Linked DNA regions of Homo sapiens: region 1 is linked to region 2. Evidence: chromatin loops called from intact Hi-C (ENCODE). Cell type or tissue: MCF 10A. All regions are shown on one strand.

The links. Hi-C counts contacts between places; a loop is a spot of excess contacts. Peaks named below come from ENCODE experiments on the same cell type or tissue, not always from the same donor. Only the 100,000 strongest peaks of a DNase experiment are listed, where the experiment ranks them.
Region 1: it touches region 2 in a loop (3-fold over the local background); 3 of 110 quality-filtered maps call a loop at or near these places.

Annotation. Positions count from the first base shown.
Region 1 is chr6:9,642,354-9,650,353 of GRCh38, reverse strand. No RefSeq gene overlaps it. Among named protein-coding and RNA genes, the nearest start is that of TFAP2A-AS2, 760 kb to the left of the region's middle. RefSeq lists an enhancer at 1,151-2,350. In MCF 10A, no CTCF peak of the experiment used is centred here; a DNase peak (open chromatin) is centred at 3,803.
Region 2 is chr6:10,401,127-10,409,126 of GRCh38, reverse strand. TFAP2A (transcription factor AP-2 alpha) reads left to right here. Exons shown (of 7, transcript NM_001372066.1): 3 at 2,283-2,334; 4 at 4,388-4,619; 5 at 6,517-6,635. TFAP2A-AS2 (TFAP2A antisense RNA 2) reads right to left here and starts at 4,625. Exons shown (of 1, transcript NR_145448.1): 1 at 1,200-4,625. RefSeq lists enhancers at 4,344-4,453, 4,264-4,881, 4,677-4,971, 4,884-6,083 and a silencer at 4,584-4,963. In MCF 10A, a CTCF peak has its summit at 4,994; DNase peaks (open chromatin) are centred at 1,406, 2,396, 4,726 and 5,296.

The DNA of each region.
Region 1 (8,000 bases), 760 kb after region 2:
TTATTGTCCAACCCAGAAGTTCCACCCCTGGACATCTACTTAAGAAAAAGAAAAACATTTACATAAATGTTTGTAAAGTTATTATTTATAATAGCCAAAATTATAGAAATAGTTTAAATTTTCATCAACTGGTAATTAACAAAATGTAGTCTATTCATTTTATTCACCAATAAAAAGAAATGAACTACTGATACCTAATAGAAGACAGATGAGCCTCAAAAACATTTTGCTAACTGAAGGAAGTCATATGCAAAATATCACTGTGGTAGGCAGAATTCTAAGGTAGCCATTAAAATTCCTCCTCCTGGTGCACAGACCCTTTGTAATCCCCACTCTTGGGTTTAGAACGGACCAGTGAATGTGATGGGATAGTCACTGCTGTGCTTAGGTTATGTTATATGGCAAAGGTAAAGAGATTATGCAAATGTAATTAGGTTAATCAAATGGGAAATCACCCTGAGTGGGTCTGAGCTAATTAGGTGGGCCCTAGTAAAGAGAGTCCAGATCTTGTATGAAAAGAGAGGTTCTGAGTGATAGAGATCCTTTTATTGACCTTGAAGGAATCTGTTTCGAGCTGCCTATGGAGGGGACCCTGTGGCAAGGACTCAAGGAGATATAAGCAGTGTCCCGCTGACAGCCAGGAACAAAGTGTGGACTTCAGTCTTACAACCACAAGGAACCAAATTCTTTCAAAAACCTGAATAAATGTGGAAATGGATTCTTCCCTAGTCAAGCCGCAGATATGAACACAGTCTGGCTGACGCCTTGATTATAGCCTGTGAAGACCCTGAGCAGAGGACCTAACTGGCCTGGGCTTCTGTCCTACAGAGACTGTGAGGAAAAATGGGTATTGTTTTAAGCTACTATGTTTGTAGTAATTTGTTATACAGCAATTAAAGTCAGTACACTATATATTATGTCATTATATGTATATGAGATATCTAGAAGAGGCCTCAAAAGCCCTGAGAGAAAATCTCTAGCTCTGGATAGACAAACCAGAATAAATGGGCTTTGCTGTTGCATGAAGAGGGTGTTCAGATGTGTTTGTATGTTGGGGTGGGAGGTATATTGTGTATGAATTGACACAATTCTGAGCTCACCACCAACTTGTGTATGCATGGAACAAATCCAAAGAACAACAGCAAAGGCTTTGGGAAGTGAACAATAAAGCCCAAATTGTAGACCAAACTGATGGCACATGCATGCAGGAGATCCAAACAGCATAGCAATGTCAAAGAGAACTGAACTGCCATTGGAACCACCACCAAAAGATGACGCAGAAGTAGAACTACCTGGGTTGATTGTTTTGCTAAAACAAACAAACAAAAAGCAAACATCCTCCTTCTCCAGAGGTATCTAAGAAGTCAAGGGTACAATCCAAAGTTACTCGATATACAAAAACCAGGAAAATCTGACCAATTTTTATGGGAAACATAATCAACAGATGCTAATTTTCAGGTGACTCGTGTGTTGGAGAGCCTTTAAATCATCTATGTTGATCATCCTTCATGAAGTAAAGGTAAAGTCTGGAATAAATGGAAACATAGACACTTTCAGTAGAGAAGTAGAAATATAAAAAGGAAGCAAGTGAAAATTTCAGAACTAAAAACTATGCGAAATGAAAATTTACTCCATGGGCTCAATAATAAAATTGAGATGACAGAGAAAAGAGTAGGTGAATTTGAAAACAATTCAATAGAATCACAAGGCCAGGGCTTGAAGAAAGATAATGGCAGAAACTTAGACGGGTCATGCAGTATCAATAAGAGTTGAGGGATGGCTGAGTTATCTACAGTCCCTCACTCACCTCTGACCATGCAGAGAACCATGTTGTCAGTTACATCAGCAGCTGATCTCAGCATAGCATGCAGTGACCAGGAAGCAGATTGCTTCAGTGACCAGACACTCTAAAGTATCTCTTTGGACTCTTTGGACAGGAGCAGAGAAACAGGAGAGCAATTTTAAAGAATTAAAGAGCTATTCCAAGGGTCTCTGTGAACTAGCTTTTATAGATTGGATGGATTTAGAATGTGAAGGAAAAAGAAATGCAAAATGGCACCCAGGTGTTAGGTCTGAGCAACTGGTAGATGTCTCACCATTTGCTGCAGTGATGATGAAGGCCTGAGAACTTCCTTCTCAAAGGAGCGGGATGGGGTGGAAGCCAATAGTTGTATCCCTGCCAGGTTAAATTTGTGGTGCCTAATAGATGTTAATGTGCAGTTGTCAAATAGACAGTTGGATCCAAAGTCTGTACCTTGGGGGAAAGTCTGGAAAAGTGATATAAAGTGTTTAAAGTCCAGGAAGACAATGTTAAGAGAAGCCTGAGAGTTGATAGGGAGGAGACAACAGAACAGCAGTTCTATGGACGATGGTCAGAGGTCTTGTAAAGAAAAAAGAAACTAGCAAAGGCAGGGGCATGATGGTATAGCTAATGCCAGCATATCTTCCACAGGAAAGGACTTAAAATATTTGAGGTATTTATCACAGTCTGGAGGTAAAACATACTCAGCTGAGATAAAATTCCATACAAATGAGAAAATTGATAATGTTTGTGATTTAAGTAATCTTTTTGGCATTTAAGAAAGGAGAAATGAGAAAACTATGCTTAGAAAAACTATGAGAATCAGATACTCACATTCTGTTTATTTCTACCAGAACTTGATGAATCTGGGACAAAAGCCTCCAAATGGAACAGCTGGAATACAATATCCATCACACACACTGTGGAAGCTGGAGCTCCCATAGCTTTTTATCCCATGTATTAATAAGTCTTGGGGATGTAAAAAGACAAAATTTAGTTAGGATAATGTCATGTACTTCTATGTGGGATTATGAATCCTTAATGTTATTGTCTGTACTGATGTTTGTTGGACTAGGAAGAGGCAGCTGGCTCTCTGTGGTTTTCAAAAGAAGATATCCACCTCACCAGGCTATCACAGTGAGAAAAATTTTAAATGCATAAATGAAGATGGATCATTTTCCCAGTCCCATTGCTTCTCTTTGTGGTGCTTTTTGCCCTGAGATTACACAAATGGATGGTTTTATGGCCACTGAATGTAGAACAGCTGTAGAAACAATATATCATACAACAAGAAATTGTTCAGAAATGAGGGGGATTATAGAAACATTATCTGTCTAATGCTGTCAAGTTCAAATGCTACATGTGTCACCCTACCCCCATACAGCACAGACTGGTCATGTAAGTTAGAAATACCCTAGAGCTACTTTTAAATTACAGGCATAACTCCTTAGAATATTATTGGCATTGTGCATTTCTTTTTTTTTCTTCCTTTGTTTTGTTTTTTCTTTTTCTTTTTAAATTTAGTTTGTACTGGATGCAAAAGAAAAAAAAAACTTTTCTGTTATCTTTTGTCATTTTCTTCAGATCTTTTCTCTGAAACTAGGGCCAACTTAGCATGCCCTGGTGTGAGGCCAAGCTACCAGTATATCAACCCATTGCACCAGCGTCATCAAAGATGCAATTTCCTTGCAATCCGCTAATTTTCAAAACGATGTAGTTTTACAGTCATTCATAACAAAACCCCAGGAGCGTGAAACAATATTGAAATTAAGCTTAGTGTGTGAAAACATTATGTGCTTTTCTTCCAACCCCTCTGCATTTATGTCTCTGTTCTCTGAGTGATAACACTGCTATAAAACCTCACAGCTACACTGGAGTGTGTCACTTTGCTTATACCTAGGGGTGTGAGGCCCTTGTCAATCTTGGCTCTTGCAATGCTAGGAGCTGATTAAAGTGTGCTGGCTTGCTCTGTGCTTGGTTCCTTCCTGTGTTTCCACTGTCATTGCCAAATACCAGCAGTCACTGACAGGACTCCCTGGTCTGCCTCTGCCAAGTGAAATGTTTTGAAATTAAAAATCTGAAGAAATGGTGCAATGAGTGCTTGATCAGGTGGTTTCTCCTTAGGAAATTGCTTAATGGGGGAAATTCAGCACAACCTCCCAGTGGCAGCTCCAACACAAAACTTGAATTTAAAGAAACAGGATTTCTTTCTTAAATTAGACAAATATACTCATGTGCCTCAAAGTGAGGACCTTTGTTTCTTGAGATAGATATTTATTTTGGAAAAATGTTTACTGCATATCTGATTCTAAATGTAATACTAGTCGAAGTGTAATACATGCTCGTCCTAGGATATGTTGGAGAGTATACAAAAACTATACAGGAGGAAATAAAAATGATCCATAATCTCACCAAAATTTCGGTCATACTATATCGGTATTCCATTCCATCCATTTTAAATTTGAGATGCCTAATGGATGTCAATGTGCAGTTGTCAAATAGACAGTTGGATCCAAAGTCTGTAGCTTGGGGGAAAGTCTGGAAAAGTGATATAAATCTGAGAGCCACCATCACCTAGATGGTGTGTCAAGTCCAGGAAGACAATATTAAGAGAGAGCTGAGAGTTGACAGGGAGAAGACAACAGGACAACAGTTCTGTGGATGATGGTGAGAGGCCTTGTAGAGAAAAAGGAACTAGCAAAGGCATGTGCGTGATGGTATAGCTAATGTCAGTGTATCTTCCCCAGGAAAGGACTTAAAATATTAGAGGTATTCATCACAGTCATACTCAGTTGAGAAAAATTCCACAGAATTGAGAAAATTGCGAATGTTTGTGATTTGGGCAATCCTTAGAAATATATATATGTATATTCCAATATGCCTAGAGCATTTTCCAGGATTATTAAAGGATCTATGAAACTATGTTAATATTTGTATAATAGTCCATTGTATGGAAGTACCAACAACGATATAATTTATTTCTCATTATTGAATATCTAAGTACTTTTCCTCTTAACTTTACGCCATTAAAAATTATAAACAACATTTTATATGTAATTTTTGGTTCACATACATGATACATTTCTTAGGTTCATTTTTTGGAAGTATGATCACTGAGTCAAAAGATCCAGAAATCTAGAAGACCTAATATCAAACTACCCTCTAGAAATGCAATAGCTTATATTATCACTAGCAGCATAGGGAAGTAAACATTCTAACTCAACATTGCCAGCACTGAGCATCATTCTTTTTTAAAAAAATTACCTTTGCTAATTTGAAATAAGTTGCTATTATCTTAATCTGTATTTTTTATTGCTATGAACCTAAAGTTTTCCACATATTTAACGCCTATTTGCATTTCTTCTGTGAATTATTCACTTATGATACTTGCTTTTTTTTTGTATTTGATTGTTAGTGATTTTTAAAAATTTATCAGAGATCGTTATAGACCTCAGCTATACTATTTTTCTGTTGCTATAATTTTTTTTGTTACAAACATGTTTTCCGTTGTCACTGACCTTTCAGTAAGAACTATGATTTTTTTAAGTGAGCTTTAATTCTTAGTAACTGAAGTTTTTCTTTCTGAAGTCTTTCAGAATTTCATTGCTTTTATGATTCTTAAGTCTTTTTCCTCTCCAAAATTAAATAGTCTAAAAACATTGCTAATTTGTAAAAATAGCTTTACTTCAAACATTTAAAACTTTGACATACCTAGGAATTTATTTTGGTGTGTGGTATCATGAGAATCCAGTGAAGAATCTCTTCTCTATTAGTCATGCTTCTCTCTGATATTAAAGATAGACACACACACACACACACACACACACCTTTATGTGTGTATATATACACATAAACATATATACATACATATATACACAAACATATATACATACATAACCTACACACACTAGGACCTATTTGGGGGCTAGTTTATCATGTCCATTATCAATGCTTATAGACTGTAATATTTTAATATTTCTTAATTTGTTGTTTATAGTCATAAGTCCTAATTTGTTGTGTATAGTCATACAGTCCTCACTGTCAATGTCTGACCATCGTCCATAGAACTGTTGTCCTGTTGTCTTCTCCCTGTCAACTCTCAGCAATCTTAACATTGTCTTCCTGGACTTGACACACCATCTAGGTGATGATGGCTCTCAGATTTATATCACTTTTCCAGACTTTTCCCCCAAGCTACAGACTTTGGATCCAGCTGTCTACTTGAAAGTTATTACATATGCTTGCCTATTTTTTCTTTTAGGTGAACTAAGAGGACCATATCGTCAGGGTTATAAAGAAAAATGTCATCAGGATTTTAATGGGATTTGCTTTAAAACTAAAAGCAGTTCTCCCTTGGCACAGTTAATTGAAATTCATACCAAAGCAAGGATTTTGCTCTCATATACATACGTTTTAGTTAACCGAGTACTGTGTAGGGTGAGAACTGCTTGTATAACTTAATTTGTGAATCTATTTTAAAGATAATCTTCTAATTCAGGTACATTAATCCCCAAAACATTTATAACTTGCATTCTGTATTCCAAGCATATTAATCAATTAATATTTTCTTTTGTAAGTCTCTCAAGGAAATGGCATTGTATTCCTTATATAGATTGGATACATTTTAAGATACACCCTAGTTATTTTAAATTTACTTTAAATGAAATCTTTATTTACATTAGATCATTTAACTGCTTTTTCTCTTAAATAGAAAAATTACTGATTTAGCAGGATGTTTGTGTTGTATCTGATTTCTTTTTTGTACTCTGCTGCTAAAGCAAAAATAGACCTTTTTTTTTTTTTTCCTATTTATGCCCTTTAGTTTTCTGGAAGAATAAGGCAATTCCTGCCCACCTCTTATTCTCCAGTGATTTTATTCCTTCTTTTCAGTTCATGTCTCATTGAATGAAATTTTCCATAATTTTATAACACATTTAAACAGCACAAGTGATATCAAATATCACTTACTTGCTCTTTAATTTAAATTGAAGTCTCTCCTGTGTTTCGTTGCTAGGGAATTATGTTGGCTCTTGATTTAAGGTAAATAATCATTTTTGTGTTAAGTAAGAATCCCTTTCTTTCTACTTTTATTAGAATTTATTTATATTTATTTATTTATTTATTTATTTTTCTTGAATGGTGTCTTGCTCTGTCACCCAGGCTGGAGTGCAATGGCGCGATCCTGGCTCACTGCAACCTCTGTCTCCTGGATTCAAGCAATTCTCCCTGCCTCAGCCTCCGGAGTAGCTGGGACTACAGATGCCTGCCATCATGCCCAACTAATTTTGTGTGTATGTGTGTGTTTATTTTTTTAGTAGAGACAGGGTTTCACCATGTTGGCCAGGCTGGTCTCAAATTCCTGACCTCAAGTGATCCACCCGCCTTGGCCTCCCAAAGTGCTGGGATTATAGGCGTGAGCCATGCCTGGCAACTTTTCTTAAGAATTTAATGAAGAGTATTTTTAGAATATTGTTGAATATCTTTTTAATTTTGTTGAGGTTTCAGAATATATTTTCCTTTCAACTTATTGATGTAGATACTATGGTAACATATTTACCAATACTGAAATAATTTTGTGTTTTGAAGCGAAACCTCCTTGGTTGAGAGAGAAAATTCTTTTGTTACACTACCAAATACTTTCCCTAATAATTATTAAGGTTTAAAATATGACTTAGTAATAGGTGAGTTGGAGCTATCATTACTTTTTAATCTATATTTGGTTTGGATTTTATGATTATACTACTTCTGTAAAAATTACCTTTCTGTGATCAGGAAATATTTAAATACCATGAGAATAATTTCATTTTTGAAAAATATTATATAGTAATCACTAACAAATTGCTCTTGTATAGAGCCTTTTTGAAATAATTTTGATAGTATGTTCAGTTTCTTTCTTGGTTATTGCAGTTTTCTTCTTGTTGTTTCTTTGGCTCATTTGGGGGAGATTTATATTTTTTCAGAAGATTTTCATCTTTGTTGAGACTTACAAATTTAGTGACAGAGTTATATGTCATTACATTAATAGAAAACATCTCCATTTTCAGGACCTGCATGTGTCTGGTGTACACACTTTCTTGCCATTATAACCTCCTCCCCCACAATGCTGTGAGTTATTTCTGCATACCCTCAAGGAGTCCTGGGTATTCAGAAACAAGACCTGTCAACTCATGGCACCTGATGTTACTGTTTGCCTGCCTTG
Region 2 (8,000 bases):
CAAACCAGGCTATTGATAATTTGAAAATACTTTCTGGAATTAAACTTAAACCAGTACCTCTGCTTCAATTCTATATATTTATGGTTTCCTCACAACCCTCCTGAAATGGAATTAGAGCAAGCCAATAATTTTATTAAAGCTGTAAAGGCTTCTGTTAAAGCTGCTTTTCTTTGGAGAGGAAATGTATCTGGATGTGATTTTTACTAAAATGCTATTTCAAATTACTGCATCAAATATTGCAGCAGTATGTCCGTTGACAGTTTAATGATTACTACATTAGATTGTAAGGAAAATGGTCAGATGAACTTACCTCCTTGCTTGGTGAATTTAAAACATTATTTAAGTTCCGTAGGAAAATAGAAAATTTATTACATCTCTCATTTGGCCCAGTTAGTCACTGAAATTTGTTGGTTATGTTTAGCAGCCCTTGCATGGAAGGCAGGAAAGTGGGCACTTGATCCAGTATAAGGTTTAGTGAGCACTGTATGTCTGTATATGTGTGTTCATACTTACATGTTTTTAGAAACTGATACTTAACAGTGCATTTTTTTGGAAGTGAGAGGAGCACTAATTTATATAAGAGCAATTTAAACATGAACTGGGAGTTATGATTATTTTAGTTCCCTTTCCCAAAGCACTCTGAATCTTTTCCTTGCTTGTTCTTTGAAAATATTTGAATTGCAAAATAATGTTGCAAGCTTTTGGAACTACTGTGAATGAGAATTGCTCTACTTTGCAAAAATTTCAAGGTGAATTCTTAACACCTGTATACTCACTCTTTGTGGCAAAATTGGTCAGTAGGAGAAACTAACTAAAAGATTAAACAAAAACAAGGAAACCCAGTTGCTGTTTTTCCCTCTCCCTCCCCCATCTTTTAAGAAAAAAATTCTTTCAAAGGAATTTGGGTCAAGAAAAAGGTTGTTTTCAATTTTTTCCCATTGCTGCAACAGTTAACCTTTAGTAAGTATAACTGCTAAATATTTAAGAAAATCAAATCGATGGTGAAAATTATTTAATCATTAATATCTCAGTGGGGTTTTAAACTTAACAGTCTTCCCTGTATGGACAAGGTCTAGAAATAACACAAATAAAAGTATTATGCCACACTACATTTACTTTATGGGTTTAGGGTGCATGCATAAAGGGATCATATTTCCCCATATAGTTAAAACACAAGAACTGCAGCAGTAGTCATTTCTGAACATTTCTCAATTTAATTATACTTAAATCCAGAAGCACTTTAGGCAAGTTACAAATGAGAGCATTGAGTATAATAAAACCTGTAATAAAGCAACTTAGTACCATCCACCCGGAATCATTGCGATCAGGCACAATTAACAGGAGCATAAATCCAAGACAGAATGGAAAATGTTCGAATCAGTATTATTGTTGGACAAAGACTAGAGAAGGAAGCAATAGTTTTTTAAATGGTAATGCCTGTGTTTGGTAATGATTGCAAAATCTTCTATCTCAGCAGCCCTGGTGCTAATTTGTAAACACAGCCAGACATTATATTGCCTGTCAGTTTCTGCATTAGAAAACATGACTTCATTTTACTTTCTAATCACGTTTTGACTCTAGTGCGCACACGTATACCCATCCATCTGTAAAAAAAAAAAAAAAAAAGAAAAGAAAAAGAAAAACACCCCACACTAACAACAAACCTGCTGTTGGACAACAGGAAAGCAAGCTCAAAGGTTTTTTGGTTTTGGTCATTTTCATATTCCTATCATACCCAGGCTTAGGCAGTAGTCTTTCTAAAAATTTATGTGGAGTTTTCCATAAAGGTGTGTGTGTTTGCTCTTTATTATACTACCTAAACCTTTTCTTTTCCAACACTCTCCTGTTACTCCCGCCCCTGTCATTTCTATTGTGTTTCCCTGGCTTTCGCTGCCTGAACACTGGAATTGCTAAAGTCAGAAGCCGCTGAGGCGCCAATCTAAAGCTAGGTACATTTCTAAATGTTGAACTGACTGAGAATGATTAGGTGCTCCAACACTTGATTTAATTTCCAAAGAAAGTTTTATTCCCCATCTCCACCCCTTTTAAACATGGATTATTTGCTGGAGGAGGAGAAATTGGCCATGGGTGTGCAGTGAAACCTCTTGAGTTGCAAAGCCCCAAATTCCAATAAGCCAAGATGAGATGTTTATATATAAATGTCATTATACGGGAGGGGGAATTTTGATTCTACACCTTCCCCTCCTCCCATCTTGCAGGGAATATTCATTTCCTTTTGTTTTGATGATACACTTACATCCATGTGTATCCTTTTGTTGCAGCATGTAGAAGACCCGGGTATTAACATCCCAGATCAAACTGTAATTAAGAAAGGTAAGCCATTTCCTTCTGCATTCCAAGCATGTCCTTACAGGCAGAGTGCTATTTAAAAGAACTTGCAGAGATGTGTTTATTTTTTCCAAATAGGATTTCCTAAAGGCTCAGAATTAGCAAATAGATAGGCACAGAACAGCAATGCTTAAATAATCAGCCTTCAGTATGTTGGTAATGCCAACAGGCTAGCTTTGTTCTGACTCATGATTTGACCATTTAATTTAGTTTAATGATATTTGGACAAACACACAAAATGTACAGTAGTTGAACTGATTTGGAAGTGGCATTTCAATTTTGAAACAGTTTGATAGTTTAATCCATTGCCTGGATGAAGGTTAAGAAGTGTATAATGCTAAAATAGTACAAATAATTTAACATTAATGTAAGAACAGATGATAAGAAGCACTCTTTAGTAGAGGAAAAAAACATTCATGTTCTTCAATTTAGTTTCTTGTTAGCTGTTTAAGGGTCTTAGAACTTTGTGAATTAGGTTAACAAAATTTTAGCTTTTGGTTAAAATTAGTATCTTGAAGATGGGAGGAATATTAGCATACTTGTTCAGAGGAGAAATTGTTAGAAAAGTGTCAAGTGATTTGCATGGATTTGTAATCTGTATTGTGTTTAGTGAGTAGAAATAAAGTTTACTGAATTAAATGCTATTCACTCTTGGTAGCAGCTTTTTTTTTGGTTATGGTGGCAATGTTACATTTCAGGATTCTAGGCACCACCAGAGGACGATGCTATATAAAACTGTTCTCATTTCTAACCCCAATCAGTATATTGTTAGCTAGTTTAAAGTTTCATTTTTGCATCTGTGAAGTCTTTGTCACGTCAAATTAGATGTGCAAGGGATAAATCTTAAGAGATGCTCTTTCCAAGTCGACATGATAATTGGCTCTTTTATTAGTAATCTCTCAAGAGTTCGTTTAACTCCTATTGTCTCTATTAGCCTCCCCAGAGCTATTAATGTCACAAGTGATCTATCCAAAACCTAGAGCCCCCCACCTCCCTATACCTCTAGCATATCCCCATTAAAGAACGCATAAGGAACACTGTGATGAGATTGTGTGCATATGATGTCTCCAAATGGAATTTTAAAATACAATGCATACTGTACTTAAATGGTTGTGAATGCATCTGAATTACACTGGTGCTGAGAAACGTAATGCATTAGTATACTTTCTGCAGGTCTTCTATTTTTTTTTTTTCTAACAGTGGTGAGTCCAGCAATAAAGAGCTTATGGTTTTAACTAGGAAGTATATATACCCACTTTCCCAATAAAGGCGCTTTAGCAGAGGACTGTTAAGTATTTACTTAACAAAAGGGCACATTGCTAGTATTCCACTGTAGGCCTGTTCTTCCCTCCCCACTCCGCAGTTCAAAACTGGCCTTGGAATGGATCTCCAAAACTGAGACGTTTTCAAAATTGAACATAGGAAAGGGCCTATTTATCAAAAAGACGGGACGTGTGGTGTGGACAACAAAATCCACCACTTCCCAGCGTGGTGCCTCAATTAAAACGCTCGTTTACAGGGTGCTTTAGCCATCTAAATTGTCGGCTGATTTTAATAATGGGTCTTTGAAGCAGTTTTTCCCCGACACTAAAACCCCACCCAGCAAAACCCCTGAAGTACAAGTAACTTGCTCTCGGTTTGCAAATGTAATTCCCTCCCCTGCACCCTGAACCCGTGGTCCTGGACCTCATCTGGGGCCCACTCCGCTCGGATGCTCAGCGCCTCAGGGGTCACCAATTTCACCACCCATCTCTAGAGAGCACCCTTGACGGCGAAGGGGAAAGGGTCAAGGCAGAAACGCAGGCCAGGCTGGCTGGGGGAGGGCAGGGCCGCCTCCCGGCCGCCGGGTGAGGTAGGGAAGGGCTCGAGCCCGAGGAAGGGAAGTAGCAGAGCCACAGAATTTCAGAGCCGGACGGAAAAGCGGGGACTGTGGCCCAAAGCCTGGGATCCGGCCCTGGCCGGGATGAGGGCCGGGGTCGGGCAGGATTTGGGGGTGATCCACGACGCCCAACACGCGGCCTCCCCTCTGTCTCCGCAGGCCCCGTGTCCCTGTCCAAGTCCAACAGCAATGCCGTCTCCGCCATCCCTATTAACAAGGACAACCTCTTCGGCGGCGTGGTGAACCCCAACGAAGTCTTCTGTTCAGTTCCGGGTCGCCTCTCGCTCCTCAGCTCCACCTCGAAGTACAAGGTCACGGTGGCGGAAGTGCAGCGGCGGCTCTCACCACCCGAGTGTCTCAACGCGTCGCTGCTGGGCGGAGTGCTCCGGAGGTGAGGCCCGGCACGGCCCCGCCCGCCCCGCCCCGCGGCCGGGGGAACCACTGCGCTTGCGCCGGGGCGGTGGCGGCGACGCAAACAGGCCTCGCGCCGCGGCCCTCCCTACGCGGGAAAGGAAAGGGGGCGGGGAGAAGAGCGTAGAGCCAAGTGGGCGGGATCTGGGGGCGGGGGAGCGGGCGATGCGGCGCGCGCCTGCGCTCTCCGCTGCTTTCCCGCGAGCGAGTTCTGGTGCGCGCTTCGTTCGCTGCCGCGCGCTCGCGGAGTCCTCCGCTCCGCCCTCCTCCTCGCGCAAGCGCAGCTCGCTCCGCCGCGGGCTCAATCCCGGCCACTGCAGCCGCGGGGCGCCGTACAGCCACCTTTTCCCTCTTCGCGCACACCTTGCAAGCCCAGGAAAAGTTCCTCTCAGGCTCCTCGCTTTGCCTTACCTCTCTGAGTAGGGTCTCCGAGGGTAACCGGTCGTGCCTTGTATAGGGTTTTAATAGAATGGCTTTTAACTAAAGGAAGAGAATGGTTGTCCTCTTGAGTCCGCACGCCATGCTTTCCGGTCGCTGTCATCTCCAGACCCCCATACTATAGGCGTTTGCATATGATGATGATTCCCAATTTACTGAGGCCCTGATGTGTGCCAGGCTGCGTGCGAGCATGTTTACGTGCATTGTGTGTAGTCACTACCAAGGAATGCATCTGTTACATACATAGCCAGGGATTCTTACCTCACCCCTGCGAGGTTTGAGTGATTCATTTAGTAGATAAGATTTTATAAGGGTCAGCAAGGTAAAGCACCTTCCCTTAGGGCAGTTTTCTCCCTGCTGTGGGCTTCCTACCCCTAGGATTCCACTGCACGTTGTGAGTTGTGGGGCTTGTGTTGAACTTACCCGGATAATGTTTCTTCTCTTCTTTAATAATACTGAGAACTTCATTGTTTTGACTGTTATTCATTTACTTATGTGTTGATAGACCCACAGTTCCTTTCTAGTGGCTATATCCCGCACAAAGCCTATAAAGATCATTTTTTGGAAGGGTTTAACATCAACCATTCTAGTCTTTTCTTCCTCCTGCACAGTCATTTTGCTTTCCCTTTGTAGTCTTTCACTGACACAGATCTTTTCCTTGCCCTCTGCTTTTTCCTTCCCTTCCCCCATCCCCAATATTGGAGACTGTTTACCTAGGGGAGTATAATCTAATCCACACAATTAAAGAGCACTTGAGTAGGGAATAAAATCTGAAATTAATTAATTTGCTGTTTTATTTAAACAATTTATCTTAACCACTTTCTGATTATGGGATTCTATTTAGACATCTGTTTAGAACTGCCTCCATTGTCTCTGAAATCAGTGAAACTTTTAGGGCTGATATCAGCTTTTGACATTTCCAGTTAGGCTGGTGACATGGCACGTAAACAGTTGGCGAAACGAATTTCCCTTTGGGGCTAGAGCCAGAGCAAGAAACGTGAGAGTGATGATAACTTTGGTTACTCGGAACAACCTAACAGCATATCTTGCAAAGACAGTTTTAAAGACCCCATTGGGATTGGTGTGATTGTAACAGCAGAGAAAATATACAGGAATCAGTTGAACTCAATACCTCAAACCCTAGAGATGGGGCTGTGTTTGTTTGTGGTTCTTCTTTAGAGAGTTGGGAAATCAAAACCTTCCAACCTGCCACAAGAGTTGCAATAATAACTGAACGTAGGGGGTGCTTTACAGTTTAACAGGCGTTTATCTCCTATGAACTTCTGTACTATTCCTAGGTTTCCCTCCTTTAAATGTCTTGGGGCCAAGCTTCTCAGTTTTTGAAAGCACATTTTAGGAAGCTTTCAAAATGATTTTAATGTGGTGCAGAGCAACCCAATGTTTTCTAAATCCCTTTCTCGCATATATTTGTGAAACAGGGCGAAGTCTAAAAATGGAGGAAGATCTTTAAGAGAAAAACTGGACAAAATAGGATTAAATCTGCCTGCAGGGAGACGTAAAGCTGCCAACGTTACCCTGCTCACATCACTAGTAGAGGGTAAGCGAATCCACTTGCTAACTAGAAGGAACTTCCTTCTTGGAAAATGGATAATATTTAGTGGCCAGATGTTTGGTCGTATTTTATGTCAGTTGGGCAGTTTCATCTTTGCAGAGAATATAGCCAGATGTGAATGGAATTATTTCATGGCAAAAAGAAACATTTGCATGTACTCCTATACCTCCATCCTTCTTCCTTCTTTTCCTCTACCATAAAGTTACACCTCCCCAGCCTAATTCTGAGCTAAACAACGCACAAGTTTAAGAACTGCACATTCTCCAAGTTTGTCTCCTTTAAAGGGCTCAGCAGTAAATAACTTAAGTTATTCTGACATCTGCGTTTGAGAAATGCGTGACCATTACTTCCTGAATTAATTTGGGAATCTTTGACCTGCGTCCTGATTTAAGACCATCCTGAAAGCTCAGGGTTATGTGCCCTTTCAGGTCTTTGTTTTCCAAACATATGCTCCCTTATCTCTTTAATTGTGCTTTTCTCTTGGAGAAGAAGAAAAGTGAGCAATTTTTGATTCTGGATGATGTGGATATGGAAAGATAAATATAAGCATTGCAAAAAGTTTCTCCTGGTAGCTTTAAACATACATACACCCTTCCAAATGCCTCAAAACAAAAAGCCAACCCTTATCCTCACTCCCTGCTCTAGATAACTGCCACCGGAAGCCACTCATATTCCTGCTGCCTCTAGATTAAGTTTTTCTGATACAAGATTGGCCTAGGTTTTGGTGTACTGGAATGAATCTATAGCTCTCCTGTGTTTTTCTTTGTGTCCTATTGTAAATATCTCATGCTAACAGGGAAAAAAAAGTTACTTTAATTACCAGACAGATTTTAAAACTAGCATGTATATATATTTAAAGAAGTCATTTTATTTCATTCACATCTTGTATTTGAGGAGATATATTACAATTGAATTTAAGTTCTGGCTTTGTAAATTATTTTTTAAAATGTTTAAAACCATATATTTGAGGAGGAATCCTATGAATTCTCTTTGTTGATGATGTCAGAGATTGATAGTAATATAACTGTTTAGAAAATCAGCAATTGTTCAGTGCCAGAAACTCAACTACAGTACCATTACATTAAAAATCATAACAGTCCATAGAGAACCCACTATTCATACTCCAAAAGAATTATAAGCCAAGAAAATGGTAGTGGTGGCTTAAGGTATAGCGTGGAGTTCGTCTGGGTTTGGGGGTTGAGTTCTGTAGCAGGGAGGCAGTTTCTGGAGAACTGTTATTGTTTGTGATCCGCTCCATTTTATGGAAACAAGCTCTGCGGAGAGGGCTTTGATGCTCTAATTGGCGCATGCGTTCTTCCGGAGCTGGAGCTAATGGCAGGAAGCCCTGCA